Linked DNA regions of Homo sapiens: region 2 is linked to region 1. The links are chromatin contacts, found by Hi-C in ENCODE. All regions are on one chromosome and are shown on one strand. The core of a region is the stretch at or near the end of the contact, and the rest is flanking DNA. Distances in the headings are between cores, read along the strand shown.

Region 1 (2,976 bases), core at 311-2,810:
TCAAGGAGAATAGGAAGGATTACGGGGGAGAAAGACACAAAACCACAGCGGAAATTCTCAGTCCTTCAAGGTCTTCTACAGGGTGTTTAAATGAAAAGTTCAACCCTTGACATAATGAGTCAAACAGTTCTCTCAAAAGTTATTCTTTGAATTTAATGCTAAAATTTTCACTTTTTTCTGCTAAATTTCATTGATTCCACTAGAGATTAAAGTGCATACAACATAAACTAATCTACTTCATGCAAAGAAAAAAAGTGTATGTAAGAGGCAAACATTTCATGTGTTAAAGGATTCTTGGGGAAAAAAAGGTAAAATCATGACCCTCATACAAATATAAAAGTGAATACATGATTTTATTTAACTCATTAATAAGGAAATTGGTAAGGTGTTAAAACCAATTCAAAGGACAATCCAAAGAACAGATCAGGAATACTAAAATAAATATGCAAGCGGAGGTGAAACTGTTTTCCTTGGTAGTGGTGGAGGGGAAGGATTGCTACTCCGCTGGATAAAGTTCATTTGTGTATATATAAATAAGAATTATTTTCCATTGTTATTTATCTATAACTTATAAAGTTGTAAACAACTTCCACGGAATCAGACTCAACCTGGAAGGGTATGGTCTCTAGGCAATGCAAAAATTTTCCCCTACACCTGTTAACAACTATAATATCTCCAGACAGAGTAGACAGAAAGTCTGGATGGCAACGGGAATCTACTGGTCATACGGCTAACTTCCTAATTCAATAAGCACGTGACTAAAGGATTTTTTCCTTCCACTCAGATATTTCAGGCTAACTAGATACTGTGTGCTTCTTAGTGTCACTGCTTAGTGGGGGAGCCAGCTCTGAGTGGGGTCATATCCGGACAAGCGAATGAGCTATTTATTCAATGACCACGCAACACTCCAAATCCTCCCAGGGCAACTTGAAAGTAACCGCACCTTCCAAAGGGCACCGTGCAATCAGACTGTGTGTTTGGCCTCCTGTTTGCTAGTGGGGAGGAAGCGGCTTCATGGGTGTACACTACGCATAAATGAATGTGAAAGGCTATTTAGACCTCTGCCTTTTCACCGTCCTCCCACCTGCCACAGGCTGGGCTCTTGTGCTAGAAATGACTTGCTAGCTAGACATCATGGTTCAGGATCTGAGTCAGAGGTTTAACCATTTATAAGCTTTTTTCTTATGAAAAATTGGCACTAATTATAATGTCTAACTGTCAGAGTTGTTGCAGGCTTTACAGGAGACGCGGGCTGTGAAGATGCTTTGTAAATTGTGAAGCGTTATTAAAGAACACATCTTTTTTTTTTAGGAAACCACAGTGCAAATTTAATTGCCGGGGAAGATAACGGGCCTTGGTGCCCTCCAAGCGTCAGCTGAGTTTCCAAGAAGCCGGGCAGCGGGCGCCCGCGGGTTCGTCTCTGGCTCCTCCTCCGCCACAGCAGCCGGGGGCCCGGGTCGGAGGCGGCGGGGGCCGAGCGCCCGGCCTCGCAAGCCCACGGCCCGCTGGGGGTGCCGTCCCGCGCCGGGGCGGAGCAGGCCCCGGCAGCCCAGTTCCTCATTCTATCAGCGGTACAAGGGGCTGGTGGCGCCACAGGCGCTGGGACCGCGGGCGGACAAGGATGGGTCCGCGCGGCGCGGCGAGCTTGCCCCGAGGCCCCGGACCTCGGCGGCTGCTCCTCCCCGTCGTCCTCCCGCTGCTGCTGCTGCTGTTGTTGGCGCCGCCGGGCTCGGGCGCCGGGGCCAGCCGGCCGCCCCACCTGGTCTTCTTGCTGGCAGACGACCTAGGCTGGAACGACGTCGGCTTCCACGGCTCCCGCATCCGCACGCCGCACCTGGACGCGCTGGCGGCCGGCGGGGTGCTCCTGGACAACTACTACACGCAGCCGCTGTGCACGCCGTCGCGGAGCCAGCTGCTCACTGGCCGCTACCAGGTACGCGGCGCCCCCGCCGCCCGCGCCGCCCCCGCCCCGCCTTTCGCCGGCGCCCTGCCGCTCCTACCCGGCCCTTGAGGCCGCGGGCGCTGGCAGGCGGGGCTCGGACCGCCGACCCAGTTATGGGTCCCGGCGGCTTCTCGCCCCAACCTCGCTCTTCCAGGCCGGCAGCCCGCCGCGGCCTCTGCGCATGCCCGGCTCTGGCGCCCCGCGGACCCGCGCCCCGGCCGCCGGGTTGGGCGGGTGGCTTTGTCTTTCGTTTTCTGAAGCTCCGGGCGAAGGGGTTTATGGGAATGCCGGGTGCTGGGCGCCGCGGCCGGCAGGCGGAGCGGTCCTGAGGTGGGAGGCTGGGGAGGGCGTGGGCTGGGAGCAAAGACGAGGGGAGAGGTAAAATGAAGGGGTGCTCGCCGTGGGTGCGACCCTGGCCCGTGGGAACCCAGCGGTGATAGGTTAGGAGTGTCCCACCAAAGATTATTTTTTTCCAGGTTCTCAACACCCCTGGAATGAAACCTGATGCTAGGTTGATTTTTCTTAGGCTGCTGACATTCCTTTCACATGTAACCTTGTATTGAACTCTTCTGAGCATCTTCATTATCGCTTTAAAAGCTTCCCTTTAGGAACGGCTCCACAGTTAACGAAGGAAATATAAATGTAGAGCGTGCATAGATGTTAGATGGCTAAGAATATCAAGAACATTTGCATAGCACTTTGTTGTTTTTAAAGTGAATTATTGAAACAGTGCATGAGGTAGTTGTTTTTACCCCGTTTTACAGACGAGGCAGGAAGCCTGTAAAGGCTCGTTGGCATAAGAATCGCACAGCTAGAAAGTGGTCAAGGCAGTGTCCGTTGTGCTTTTCCTGCATCCACTGGTCGTCCCGGGCTTATGAAATTGGCCTTTTTTCCCCTCAATCTGAATACGATTGTCATATTTCTAAGACCCTGAAGTTATTATGACCATATTAAATACAGTAAATGGGAACTGTTGGATACCACCTGCATGCCTTCACAGAGTACATATGCTGTTTACTCAACAAAAATATTTT
Region 2 (2,976 bases), core at 310-2,809, 3.0 Mb before region 1:
ATGACTCAAAATGAACCTGTGACAAAGATTTATTAAACTCACAATGGAACAAGCTGAATGGCTTAGTGTGCTCAAAAGCATTTCAGGAACTGAGCATAAACACTGAAGAAAGGATGGTAAGTTTGATAGGTTAGACAGAAAAATGGTTAATATTGGCCGGGCGCGGTGGCTGACGCCTGTGATCCCAGTACTTTGGGAGGCCGAGGCAGGCGGATCACAAAATCAGGAGTTCCGGACCAGCCTGGCCAATATGGTGAAACCCCGTCTCTACTAAACTTACAAAAATTAGCTGAGCGTGGTGGCGGGCACCTGTAGTCCCAGCAACTCGGGAGGCTGAGGCAGGAGAATTGCTTTAACCCGAGAGGCAGAGGTTGCAGTGAGCCGAGATCGTGCCACTGCACTCCAGCCTGGGCGACAGAGCAAGACTCTGTCTCAAAAAAAAGAAAAGAAAAATGGCTAATATCCTACAAGGCACTAAAACTACAACCTTTAGGAGTACTGTATTTTTTTCTCTCCCACTCAGAAATAATTTGCATCTCCATTAATGAAAAAGATGTTAACTACAAAGCCTAGGCCCTAATCAATATCATCATGCCAAACAAAATATAGTCCCCTAGACATCTAAATCATCTTCAGGTGGGCCTGTTAGGCTCCATTTTGACTCTGAAAAAAACATGCTGTCCTTTTGCCTTATTTCCAATACTTTTGTAATTTTTACCGCCACTAAAAGTTTCTATAAATCAGTCAACTATTCCTTTATCATTCTCCGGTCCTCCCCGCCAATTCTTGATTTTATAGGTTTTTTGGGAGGTTTAAAAAAAAAAGAAAGACCTGTTGGCTCTAAATATCAAGTTATTCCTCCTGATACTTAATCTGAAACTTCAAATTAAGTTGGACTCAGCCACTGGAAGCCCCAGTAATTTAATACTGTTTCAACCAAAGATTTGCTATCAGTATGTGGATTTTAAACACAAAGTAGTTACTACCCACTTCGAGGGTGCTTTGGGTACTGGGCCAGGTGTGCTGGTGACACCGTGTGCGCGACGGGGACCGGGTCCCCGAGGAGGGAGTGTCCTCGCCCTTCCCCGCTCGCGGCGGCCAGCACAGGCCTGCAGTTACCGGCGGGGACCCGCTTCCCCGGCCTTTTGTTCAGGACTGGGCTGTTTCCCGCCTACCCGCGCGTGCCCTTCCTCCCTGTCCTAGGAGTGGGGCAAGGACCGTGTGGGAAGCAGAGCCGGGAGGAGACAACCGGCAAGGGCTGTGGGGAATACTCACCCCTCTCCGCTCGGCCCCTGACCCCGCAGCCCAGCCCGGCGAGGGCGGGGCGACGGGGCCAGGGGGAGGAGAGCTGGGGAGAGGGACCCAGCGCCCTGCGAGGCCACTGCCGCGCCGGTGACCCTACGGAACTGAATGATGGGACTGCGGGGGCCTCGAGGGCGGAGGAAGAGCCGAGCCAGCGCGCCCCGAGGCCAACCAGAAGTGGCCGTGGCCTCCTTCAGTCAGGTCCGCGGCCTCCTTCAGTCAGGTCCGCCACGGCCGAGTCGGAGCGTGCGCACTGCGCCTTCCCGCGCCGTGGGGGCCGCCTAGCGCAGGCCGGTGACGTGATCGGCCGCGCGCTCTGGGCAGGGCGGGGCTGAGACCCAGGCCGGGACTGGGAGCGGGTGGAGAGGAGGGAAGCGAGACCTCCCCGCCGCCCGCGACCACCCCCGCCAAGGCCCCGCCCCTCGCCTGGCGGGCAGCTCTCCCCCGCCAACCCCCACCTCCAACCCAACGCAGGCGGTGCCCTCCGCGGAGCACAAAGGCGGCTCGTTGACGGGGGAGCGGGTTACTAGCATCCCCCTAAGAGGTTGGGGAACCATGCCAGCATGCTTACGCTACAAAAAGTCCTGTAAACACCACAATTAAGCACAAGCACGGCTACCCCTTGAAAACTTACGGATGGAGGGAGAAGTTAGGAATTCGAATATTGACAATAGTACCATCTGTGGCACATATCCCAGAGGAGAAAAAAAAAAAACTAGCAGCAAAATTAAATTGGGGCGAAACGATGGGGATAAAGACTAGAAAAAATGTAGGAGTAACAGGGGTAATCGAACTGAAATAGCAGACATCTGAAAGAAAACTAGCATCTGCTCCTTCTAACAACAGAGTTAAATTTGTTGGAAATGAAAGGAGAAAATGCAGGCGAAGAAGTGAAAGGAAAACCTGCCTTCAAACTACATGACATAGTTTTTTGATCTTGTACTACAGTTGTGTAAGATGTCACCATTGGAGGAAACTAGGTGATAGGTACACGGGACTCTAGGTGCTGTAGTATTTTTGCAATTTCCTGTGTCTATAATTATTTCCAAATAATAAGTGTTTTTAAAAGGAGAGAATACTGATCAGTGGCGACCAGGGCAAAGGGCTGGAGGAAGGGGGTGACTGAAAAGGAGCTTGAGAGCTTCTATACCGTGATTGTGTTGGTGACTAAACCACTGTTTGACAAAACCCATAAGAGGTATAAATTTTACTGCATGTGAAATAGTTTAAAACTCAAAATGATGCGACTAATAAAAATGAACTTACACTAACATTTTTTAGCAACTATGGATATAAATTAATTGGTAGCTGCCAATTTAGATTATCCATTTAATTTTTTTAAAAGCACAAGGCAGTGTGTTCTGAATGAGAGCTTAAGTAGACCAGGTGTCTCCATCAACTTTAAGTATTTACCTTAAAAACGTATTTCACAGATGAAAACAAGAATGCGGCTGGGCGCAGTGGCTCACGCCTGTAATCCCAGCACTTTGGGAGCCCGAGGTAGGAGGATCGCTTTAGCCCAGGAGTTCAAGACCAGCTATGGGCAAGGCAGTGAGACCTCATCTCTACAAAAATTTTTCAAAATAACAATAAATTTTTAAAAAAAGAATGCATTGCTTTACATTGTACTCCATATTTTAGAAACACAGTGCACCAACCACCATGTTAATTTAA

What was found. A loop is a pair of places that touch in the nucleus more often than their neighbours do. Pooled maps may share reads with other maps.
Region 2: a map of CD8-positive, alpha-beta T cell shows a loop between it and region 1 (21-fold over the local background). The contact joins the promoter of ATG10 here to the promoter of ARSB in region 1. A Hi-C loop is called at or near these places in 2 of 168 maps with a recorded cell type or tissue (CD8-positive, alpha-beta T cell and naive thymus-derived CD4-positive, alpha-beta T cell) and 9 of 50 pooled maps.

The regions. Positions count from the first base shown.
Region 1 is chr5:78,983,894-78,986,869 of GRCh38, reverse strand. ARSB (arylsulfatase B) reads left to right here and starts at 1,560. Exons shown (of 8, transcript NM_000046.5): 1 at 1,560-1,933. The coding sequence starts at 1,622. RefSeq lists a silencer at 1,378-2,237.
Region 2 is chr5:81,970,606-81,973,581 of GRCh38, reverse strand. ATG10 (autophagy related 10) reads right to left here and starts at 1,559. Exons shown (of 8, transcript NM_031482.5): 1 at 1,276-1,559. RefSeq lists silencers at 1,159-1,398, 1,569-1,898 and enhancers at 913-1,468, 1,469-2,026.